Regions from separate parts of the Homo sapiens genome. Here region 2 is linked to region 1. The links are chromatin loops, found by intact Hi-C in ENCODE. Cell type or tissue: ovary. All regions are shown on one strand. Links, peaks and the distances in the headings refer to the core of each region. The heading gives the core; the rest is flanking DNA.

Region 1 (5,365 bases), core at 142-5,141:
GCCCCGGGAACTCTCAGGTGCCCACTTCATCAGCCCCAGCTGCGACTCCAGCCAGGACAGACGGAGGGCGCACAAAGAAGAGGCTGGATCCTCGGATCTACCGGGACGTCCTCGGGGCTTGGGGTCTCCGACAGGGGCAAGGTCTCTTGGGGGGATCCCCAGGCTGTGGAGCGGCCAGAGCAAGGCCAGAGCCCGGCAAGGGGGTCGTGGAGAAAAGCCTGGGGCTGGCTGCTGCTGACCTGAACAGTGGTAGCGACAGCCATCCCCAAGCCAAAGCTACAGGGAGCGCAGGCACCGAGATAGCTCCTGCGGGGTCTGCAACTGCGGCTCCCTGTGCCCCGCATCCCGCTCCCAGATCCAGGCACCACCTCAAGGGCTCGAGGGAAGGGAAAGAAGGAGAACAGATCTGGTTTCCCAAATGCTGGATTCCCTCCCCTAAAAAGCAGCCGCCCCGCCATAGCCAGACACTCCCCAGACCCTGGGCTCCCGGAGGCACCGGATGGAGAGAATCTCTGGGTCTTGGAGAGGGGGCAGGACCGGAGACCCTGGAGGGTTGGAAGGCGACCCGCCGTGCCCACACCTTGCCCCGCAGTTCCCAGGGCCTGTCCCGTGGGGAAGGCGTCTTTGTCATTGACGCCACGTGCGTAGTGATACGATCCCAATATGTTCCAACCCCCCGAACCCAGCAGGTGCAGCTTTTGCCCTCTGGGGTGACACGCGTGGTGGGGGATTCCCCCAGCCAATCGAAGCCCGGCAAGGAGGAGGGTGAAGGGGCCACGGTCTTTCCTTCCCCTTGTCAAAAGCGGCTGTCGAGCAGTCGCCTTTTACACCAGCCCGGCGGGGGCCGCGGGGGCGAAGCTGAGGGCGGGAGGCCGGGGGACTCCACACTGGAGGAGCGCACTTTCCGCATCTTGGGGCTCCCGGCCCCCGAAGTAAACCTGCGGGACGCCCCCACGCAGCCAGGTAGCCCAGAGCACCAAGCCTTAGGCCCAGCAGCTTCGGGAGCCCAGGGCAGAGCCGAGGGGTCGGAAGTGGCGGTGGTCCAGCGGCGCGCCGGCCGGGGCTGGGCGCGGACCCCAGGGCCCTACGCCGGGGCCCTGCGAGAAGCCGTGTCCCGTATCCGCCGCCACACAGCCCCTGACTCGGACACGGACGAAGCTGAGGAGCTCAGCGTCCATAGCGGCTCCTCTGATGGAAGCGACACAGAAGCCCCGGGCGCCTCCTGGCGGAATGAGAGGACCCTGCCCGAGGTTGGAAACAGTTCGCCAGAGGAAGATGGGAAGACAGCGGAACTGAGCGACAGTGTCGGGGAGATCCTAGATGTCATAAGCCAAACCGAGGAGGTCCTCTTCGGGGTGAGGGACATCAGAGGGACCCAACAGGGAAATAGGAAGAGGCAGTGAGAGGCCCCTTCTTGTATTTGTGTCCCCAACGCATCCATCCTTGGGTCCACTGGTCCCCATTCTTCCCCACAGACTTCCTTTGCTTCTCTTTTCCTTGTATCTTTACCCATACCTGTTCTCATCCTTGAAATATAAATGAAAGGAAGGGAAGCATATGCCCATTAATGATTTTGTTTCAGGAGAGGTGAGAATGAGCAGATTTAATTAATGTCTGTTATGTTCAGGGCACAAGGGTGAGCTCTTCGCAGGGGCTGATGCACTGGGTGTGGAGCTGAGCAGAGAGGCCTAACCAGGATCAGGCAGGAGGGCAGGGATGGTGGCAGCCATAGGAGGGCAGGGTAGGGTAGGGCCTCTGAGGAGGAGGGAAAAAGTGAAGGAGAGGCTTTGGACCTGGTGACAGAGTGATCAGATGACAGAGGGGTTCTTGGGAGAAGAGGCATAGGTCCAGCAACAACCAACAAAGCAGAAGGAGGGCTCACCTTGGTGTCACAAGTCTTGGATTTCAATCCCAACTCTGCCACTGAGTTGCTGGTTGACTGAGGCCAGTCACTTTCCCTCTCCAGGCCTCCAGGCCTCCTGGTATATAAAATGATGGTATTCTAAGGTCCATCCTTCCGTCTCTGACATTTTGAGATCTTTGGAAAGGACTCTATCTCATCCTCCCCTCGACAAGCCAAGAATGAGAATTGGGAATAAGTGAACAGAGTTTGAGGGTTTCTGGGCGGCCTCCGTGTCACCCAAAGTCATGATCAATTCAGGAGACTGCCCAAGGCTTGCAGAAGAGGTAAGGGAGTGAGGCACTCCTATCCCAGTCTCCCAGGTTTGGTTGAGGGCTCCCCAAGGCAGGGCAAGATAGCGGCCCTGTCACTGACCCTGGCCTGTGGTGGTCTGAGCTGGGGAGGGAAGGACACCAATGAATCAGCTTGGGACCTCTTTAGGCCTTCCCCTTTTCCTCCACCCCGATGCTCCTTAGTGATGCTCTGAGGCGTGGCCACGATCTCCCTCCCAGGTGGTATCGCCCACCTGAAAAAATCCTGAGAATTTCTCCCATCTTGGCCTCTTCCAGAAACCGGCCAGGCAAGGAAAGAGGCCGGTCACCAGAAGCCAGCAGGCGTGGGGTGTGATACTCTCTATAGCCACTACAGGGCGCGCGCAGGTCGCGGATCTCCCCAGTTGCTAATCCCGGCTCTGCCACTCAATCCTATCCCTAGTTCCCGAGCGCGGGTCCCCCGCCTTGCAGTCTCCAGCCGTGCGGGGCCGGGAGCAGGCCTCCGGCCTCCCAGACTTCTAGAGCCCGCCGGGCCCATCTTTGTACTCATCCACCCCAGCCGGCTTGGGACTCAGACACCGAAGTCTTTTTTTTTTTCTCTCCGATCCTTGGACACCTCCTCTGTCTGCCATTTATTAGCCATGTGAACTTGGCCACATCACTTCACCTCCCTGAGCCTCAGTTTCCTCATCTGTCAAATGGGGGTTTATAAACACCTACCTCGCAGGGTTGTTGTGAGGATTTAATGCGATAATGTATGTAAAGCGCCTTGCACACTGCCTGGCACACAGTAGGCGCTCAATAAATCTAAGCTTCCCTTTATCCAGCCTTGGCATCGTCTTCCTTTCACTGACCCTTTCCCCACAGTGGCCCTCCCCCGGGACTCCTCTGCTACTTCCCGCTCTGTGTGAGGGGAGGGGGCTGCTTTCTTCGTTGGGAGCTCCTGGCCCACCTCTTTTCTCCCCCAGCCGGGACTCTCCCTTCCTTGCCCCCAGCCCACCCCTGTCGGCTCTTCCCACTGCCCTGGCGCCCTCCCCCCACCCCCCATTCCGGGCAAGGGCTGAGTCAGCCGGGGTAAATTTAGCTGCCGGCTCCGCGGGCGCGGGGGCTTCTCCCAGACTCAGTCGCCCGGTCCTGCCCCGGCCCCCAGCCCCCGGCCCCCTGCCCGCCTCTGCTCCCACTCCAACCCAGACCCCTCAACTCCAACTCCCGCTCAGCGTTCAGGTCCCCAACCCCGCTCTCAAACCACTTATGGCTTTAGTCTCCAATTATCTCGACCTCACTCCCGCCCGCACCCAGAGGGACTCTGGGCAGAACTCGGAGTGGGGCAGGACCGCCTGCGGTGGGGGGTGGCGACGATCTGACAGGAGCTGGGCCGCTGGCCTTGGTTCAGTGGAGGAAGGTGTCCTCTTTGGGTTTCTGAACCGGAGGGAAGACACTGGTCAGAGCTATCCAGGAAGATTCATCCCAGAGACTTCCAGGAACCCGGACTGCCAGGTTTCAAGTTAGCTCTAGCTGGAGGAGTGTCACCTTGGGCAGAGATCAAAGGTTCCTGAGATCTGCCCTTGAGGTCAGGAATTCCAGACCAGCCTCCAACATGGTGAAACTCTGTCTCTACCAAAAATACAAAAGTTAGCCAGGTGTGGTGGTGTGCACCTATAATTCTAGCTACTCAGGAGGCTGAGGCACAAGAATCGCTGAATTGCTTGAACCTGGGAGGAGGAGGTTGCAGTTAGCCAAGACTGGGCCTCTGCACTCCAGCCTGGGCAACAGAGCCAGACCACATCTCAAAAAAAAACAAACAAATAAAGGTTATTGAGACCTGTCTCCCTTTCACCTACAATTCCATCTACCTACTACCAATTCTAACTATGAGCATGTACTGAGCACCTACTGGGAGCAAGAAACTGTGCTGGATACAGGATAGGGATGAGTAAGGCCTTTCTGACAATGGGGTGAAGGTGAGCAATGTGTTAAGTATTACAAGGAGTCAAACAAGGGAGATCGTATGGATTTTGTGAGATAAGGGAAGGCTCCATGGAGGGGAGGAGATGACCTCAGCGGTAGAATTTGGTGAAGAGGCATTTCAAGTAGAGGGATCAGCCAAAATAGAGGCATGGATGCAGGTAAGCAGGGTATGTTTAGGAAATTGCTCAATGGTCTGATTTGCCTGCAGTTGAGCGTACATTTATGGCAGTTGTAGAAGATAAGGCAAGAGTGAAAATTGAGGCCAGATTGGGGTAAGCCTGGTCCAGCTGAGGAGTATGTGCCTTGGACCTTCAGGCTTGGGAAGAGGCTGGACTTCAGGTGAAGGGGAAAGTTGAGGAAGGGCGGGGTGTGGTGGGTCACACCTGTAATCCCAGCACTTTGGGAGGCTGAGGTGAACAGATCACCTGAGACGGGGACAAGCCTGGCCAACATGGTCCAACCCCACCTCTACTAAAAATACAAAAATTAGCTGGGTGTAGTGGTGCATGCCTGTGATCCCAGCTATTGGGGAGGTCGAGGTACAAGAATCACTTGAACCTGGGAAGCGGAGGTTGCAGCAAGCCGAGATCGCACCACTGCACTCTAGCCTGGGTGACAAAGTGAGACTCTGTCTTAAACAAACAAACAAACAAAAAAAAAAAAACAAAAAAAAAAAGAAAGAAAGTTGAGAAAGACCAGGGCAGTGATGAAAGCATCTGCCTAGATTTTTCTACAACCAAAGGGCTCTAGAGCTCTGGGACTGGTAGAGGAGGTGAGCTGTATGCAACAGTGGAAGGGCTGGCCCTATGAGGGTGGGCTTTACCATGCTGCCTGAGCCCCTTTGAGGTTGAATACACAGGAAGCCAATTTCTAAAAGCTCACCCACACTGCTAACATAATTGAACAACTTGACTAATGTGTTTAGCATATGGTTTCTGGGGCTTCTACCCCATACTAGCTATGTATGGGCAAGTTACTCAACCTCTCTGTGCCTTGGTGTCCTCAGTTATAAACTGAGGTTATTAAAAGTGCTTTTCATTAGCTGAGTGTGGTGGCACTCTCCTGTAGTCCCACTCCTGAACACTCTCAGCTGTTCAGGAGGCTGAGGTGGGAGAATTGCTTGAGCCCGGGAGTTTGAGGATGCAGTGAGCTATGATTGCACCACTGTACTCCAGCCTGGGCAACAGAGCAAGACCCTGTCTCAATAAATAAATAAATAAATAAA
Region 2 (5,365 bases), core at 53-5,052, 130 kb after region 1:
ATTCTTAGAGATCTGTCCCTTTGGGTCTGTGAAAGGCTTTCAAGCATCCTTTATCACAGGGAAACTATCCCTGGGTGGGGCAGCAACAACTGTGAATTAAGAGTAAAGCTCAGGCTGGGGCACAGTGGCTCACGCCTGTAACCCCAGCACTTTGGGAGGCCGAGGCAGGTGGATCACCTAAGGTTAGGAGTTTATGACCAGCCTGGCCAACATGGCGAAACCCCATCTCTACTCAAAATACAAAAATTAGCTGGGTGTGGTGGCAGGCACCTGTAATCCCAGCTACTCGGGAGGCTGAGGTAGGAGAATCGATTGAACCCGGCGGGCACAGTTTGCAGTGAGCCGAGATTGTGGCACTGCATTCCAGCCTGGGTGAAAGAGCAAGACTCTGTATAAAAAAAAAAAAAAAGTAAAGCTCAGATGAAACAAGGCCCAGGAGACACTGGGCTTGACAAGGGAAAGGGACTACTCTCAATTTTGCCCAAAGTTGGTCTTCCTTCAATCACAAATCTCCAGGAGCCCTTATTTGTACGGTCTTGATTCCTGGACAATCAGTGGTTTATTTAAGCTGTGGACAGCCCATAGTTCTGTCTAGTAGAGGCTCCCCAAAATACAGGGGCCCCATCAGTCAGGGCTGTTAAGAAGTTATGAAGCTCGGCTGGGCGCGGTGGCTCACGCCTGTAATCCCAGCACTTTGGGAGGCCGATGTGGGTGGATCACTTAAGGTCAGGAGTTTGAGACCAGCCTGACCAATATGGTGAAACCCTGTCTCTACTGAAAATACAAAAATTAGCCAGGCATGGTGACGTGCGCCTGTAGTCTCAGCTACTCGGGAGGCTGAGACAGGAGAATTGCTTGAACCCGGGAGGCAGAGGTTGCAGTGAACTGAGATCAAGCCACTGCACTCCAGCCCGGGTAACAGAGCGAGACTCCATCTCAAAAAAAAAAAAAAAAAAAATTTATGTAGTTCATCTCAACCTTAGATTGTCCTCCAGCTTCTAATCCCAAAATCCTGGGCCCAGTCTGGACTTTAACCAGGTGACACACATTAGTGCGTCAGTTTCAGTGGGCGTTAACATGGAACTGGACCTGTGCCTGATTCATCCAGGAAGCTGAGCCTAGGCCGCAGAACAAACACCCCTAAGCAGCTTCTGCTAGGCATGGGTGAGAGGCTGTCTGGCCAAACAGTGACTGTGTTTGCTTTGTCTTCTTCCTCTCTCCCACCCCCACTTGCCAGAGTCCCTCATTTCTCTCTGCCCATCACTGGGTCAGGTGCTGTGTGTTTTTTTTATGGATGACTCTAGAAAGTTTTCTCTTTCTCTTTCTCTCTCTCTGTCTTTGGTGGTGAAGGTGATTCTTGAAGAAGAGAAGGCTTTAAAAGGGGCACAGGCCGGGCACGGTGGCTGACGCCTATAATCCCAGCACTTTGGGAGGCCAAGGCGGGCGGATCGCCTGAGGTCGGGAGTTCGAGACCAGCCTGACCAACATGGAGAAACCCCGTCTCTACTAAAAATACAACATTAGCTGGGCATGGTGGTGCATGCCTGTAATCCCAGCTACTCGGGAGGCTGAGGCAGGAGAATCGCTTGAATCCGGGAGATGGAGGTTGCAGTGAGCTGAGATCGTGCCATTGCACTCCAGCCTGGGCAACAAGAGCGAAACTCCATCTCAAAATAAATAAATAAATAAATAAATAAATAAATAAATAAATAAATAAATAAATAAAAGAGGTACAGCAGGAGCTGATATTGGGAGGGGAAATAAAGGGAAGTAAGAACTGGTTTGGATGGGAATTAGAAAAAACAAAAAAGTCAGACATCAGGCCAGGCGCTGTGGCTCATGTCTGTAGTCCCAGCACTTTGGGAGGCTGAGACAGGCGGATTGCTTGAGCCCAGAAGTTCAAGACCAGCCTGGATAACATGGTGAGACCCCTGTCTCTATTTAAAACAAAAGATGTAAGGAAAAAAAAGAAAAAAAATGTCAGAGAAGTTCTGGGCCACCTCCCCCATCCCCTACTCCTCCAAAACACACACACACACACACACCTGTCTATAGTCTAAGCAGGTCCTGCTTTTGTAACCCACCCGGGACAGTCCCTGCAACTCCAGCCTGACCTCACTTCCTGCTTCCATAGCTAGTTTGTTTTTCTGACACTTATTGGTAGACACTCCAGATCATTTCATTTTGCTTCCAGTACCCTTTCCACTTCCTAATACAAATGCAAAACAACCTGGGAATCCCCTTTCAGGGGGAAACAACGGTGCAGCTTTAAGAGAAAGAGAAGGGAGGAAGGGGGCGCTGACTCAGATCCTCAGATCCATTGGCTGCTGGAGGGAATCCCACCTCAGGGATTGGGCGTAACAGAGTCCGCCTCCTCTTGTGATTGGCTCAGCCAGAAAAATAAAAGGCGGCTGTGCCGGCCTCCTCCTCAGTTGGAGGGAGGCAGGGAATCTGGCTTGATTGGCGTGCTGAGACGCACCTGGCGCAACCCTCCCTTCTGAATCGAAGTTCAAGTCCCGCGGACACTGCAACCATGAAGGAGAGACGGGCCCCCCAGCCAGTCGTGGCCAGATGTAAGCTCGTTCTGGTCGGGGACGTGCAGTGTGGGAAGACCGCGATGTTGCAAGTGTTAGCGAAGGATTGCTATCCAGAGGTGAGCTGCCCGCCCGCCCGCTGGCCGGCTTTTCTCCCTGCCTGCCCGCCTTGGGGTAGATTTCCACCTGCTCAGGAGACGTGGCTCCCCCAGCCCCAGCCCATCCTCAGCCGCTTTCTGAGGCTTTACCATCCTCAGCTGCTTTTTGGCTGGAGGACTGCCCTGCCTTAGCTTCCCCTGAGACCTGTTCCACTTCTGCCGCCCCGCTGGCTCCTCCTCACCTCTTCACCCAGAGGACCCATCAGATCCCCTCCACCTTCCTGCGTCCCTGGAGTCTGCTCTCAGGTGAGGGCACTGGAGGCATTTGAAAGTCTGGGGTTTCTTCTTGACGTAATCCCTGCCTATCCGCTCACCTGCTCCTCAAAGGCTCTATGCCTGTGCCTTCAGGCAGGCTTCTGCAGCCCCTCTGTTCACCTGGCCGGGAGGGGTTTGAGAGGAGATGAGCTAGGATTGGCTTTGGCCTGTGGCTCTCTCAAATTGGGAAACACAAATCTGGGGATGGGAGGAATCTGTGTGTGTGTGTGTCCCTGATCGCCTAGGATATGGGGGGCTTACCCCTGGTGTGGTGGTGTGGGGGGGTGTCATTCACATTTCTCACTGCTGCAGAGCAAAGTGCCTGGTCCTCCACAGTCCCTTCCCTCCTGCCCCAGGCATCTCCTCTGGTTTCTTGTCTCCTGTGACTTTACTGTCTCTCTGGTGAGTGCGTGTGTAGCCAGCACTAACCAGGGGATCTGAGGGTAGGGGTGCATGGGGTGAATGTTTCCTCTCTTTTCACAGACCTATGTGCCCACCGTGTTCGAAAATTACACAGCCTGTTTGGAGACAGAGGAACAGAGGGTGGAGCTTAGTCTCTGGGATACCTCAGGTAAGAATTCTGCTCCAAATACCCCTTTCCCACCCCTACTGGTCTGCTGTGTAGCTGCTGTCTTTTAGAAATTGTTTTCCCCTTTGGTGGGGAGAAGTGAAAAAAGAGGATCTGAAGACTCATTAGTTGTGGGGAGGGCTGACAGTTGGTGGACTCAGTTGCATGGTCCAAGGGTGCAGAGTGGGTGAACCCCAGGAGCCACTCTCTTCCCTGGGTCTGGTTCCACCCTTTAGAGGGCTGGGATGGTGAGGTGAAGGGACCCATGAATAGTCCTGGGGGTGGGCAGTAAAACAGGACTTCTCCATTTCCATTCCCTACCACCCAACATGCACGCGTACACACATGCACACACACGCGCGCGCGCGCACACACACACACACACACACACACACACACACCTTTTACTTCCCCAGAGCAAAGCCAAATAAGAGGCAAGAGGCAGTGCTGCTGGAGGCAGCGTGGTTGGGGCGGAGAGACAAGTCTGCTTTGGGGAAAGGTTGCTCAGACTCAGTTTTGTCTCCTGCATTCCATCTTGGGCCACTGCTGTCCTCCTGCCGCAGCTCAGCCCCACTCGTCACACCGCTGCAGCTCGGGGATGAAGCAATGCATCATCGATGTTTTGGAAGTTGGGGGAGATGGCTTAATATAGGGCATAGTCAGTTGTGAATAGTGGCCGGCAGGGCAGAGGGGAGGTTGGCTCTGACTGTTTTCCCTCTACTGGGGTGAGGTAGAATATGCCCTGTCTCTCTAGAATGTAGAAACAATGTTTTTCCAGCCTCTCAGCCCCAAGCCCTTAGTGCTAGGCTATCCTTTGCCTTGATTCTGACCCCTTCCCATTATCTCTTTACCCCAGACCTTTTTCAATAGACTGGCTCAGAGTCATAATTAAGGAGTAAAAGCCGGGAATAAGAGAAAGAAAATAAAATCCACCCCTCCCCAAAAATGCATATTCAGGCTGAGTTTAAAAAGGGACCGTAAATCACTAGGTGTTTCCTGCTACATATAATAAATATGCTGTCCTGCTCCTTCAACAGCTGTTGTTCCCATGCTCTAATTCTGAGGTCTGAAAAGATTGGGGCTAGGGAATGGTTAGACAGACAATGAGCCTTTCCTCCCCAAACAAAAATTCCCCAATCTGGTATGCTTTTCCCTGTTGCAGTTTCAGGGCTTGGGAGGCAGCGTTCTGGTTCTCCTGGGCTGTGCTATGCTGGCAAGATTGGGCTAGAATGCAGCTTGATGGCATGATGTATAATTTTTGGTTTTTCATCTGCTGTACCCTCCCACCTTCCAATCTTCCCAGAATCTTACTGCAGCTCATCTCTTTTCACTACCACCGCCCAAACGCCCTCCCCCCACCTCCTCCCTCCTTTGACAGTCAGAATGCAGCCCTCAAATCCCAAACCAGATCATGGAAAATCAGCAAGTGTAGTCTCTGTTCCCTGTGTCACACCCCCACCCCCAATTTCCGAAAGGATAAAGGCTGTCAGTTATTCTCAAACTCCCTCTTTCAGATTAGGTTCCCATAAGGAAGGAGGAAGTGGCCATGGTGTGTGGGATAGGGTTTCCCAATGTTGGGCTCAGGGTTGACCCTGTTCCCATTATTTACTTGCTAGTCTTAGGGGAGGGGGATTGCTTGGAGCCAAAATGGAGGCCTCCTCCCCTCCCCCTTCCCCAGTGCTGCAGTGCTTCCGCTCCTCAGTGCTGCAGTGGTAAGACCCCACCTCAGAAAGGGATGGAGGAGGCTTGCTGAAGGAGCAGGCAGCTATCCCAACTCCCCTGTATTCCTTTTTTTAATGACCAACATCCCCCCACCAGCTTGGATTCCCCCCAGTTTCCATGGCGATTGT

Evidence for each region. A loop is a pair of places that touch in the nucleus more often than their neighbours do. Peaks named below come from ENCODE experiments on the same cell type or tissue, not always from the same donor. Only the 100,000 strongest peaks of a DNase experiment are listed, where the experiment ranks them.
Region 2: it touches region 1 in a loop (2.1-fold over the local background); 56 of 110 quality-filtered maps call a loop at or near these places.

Annotation. Positions count from the first base shown.
Region 1 is chr12:48,992,778-48,998,142 of GRCh38, reverse strand. It overlaps DDN (dendrin), which reads left to right. Exons shown (of 2, transcript NM_015086.2): 2 at 1-2,994. The coding sequence ends at 1,403. Among named protein-coding and RNA genes, the nearest start is that of DDN-AS1, 2.9 kb to the left of the region's middle. RefSeq lists enhancers at 67-136, 2,383-2,677 and silencers at 497-586, 787-1,176, 2,383-2,677. In ovary, for the core only: CTCF peaks have their summits at 1,230 (motif pointing left) and 2,548; DNase peaks (open chromatin) are centred at 1,212 and 2,552; H3K4me3 peaks cover 575 bases.
Region 2 is chr12:48,862,936-48,868,300 of GRCh38, reverse strand. It overlaps RND1 (Rho family GTPase 1), which reads left to right and starts at 2,431. Exons shown (of 5, transcript NM_014470.4): 1 at 2,431-2,653; 2 at 3,431-3,518. The coding sequence starts at 2,534. RefSeq lists enhancers at 2,108-2,237, 2,498-2,617. In ovary, for the core only: no CTCF peak of the experiment used is centred there; a DNase peak (open chromatin) is centred at 2,400; H3K4me3 peaks cover 1,155 bases.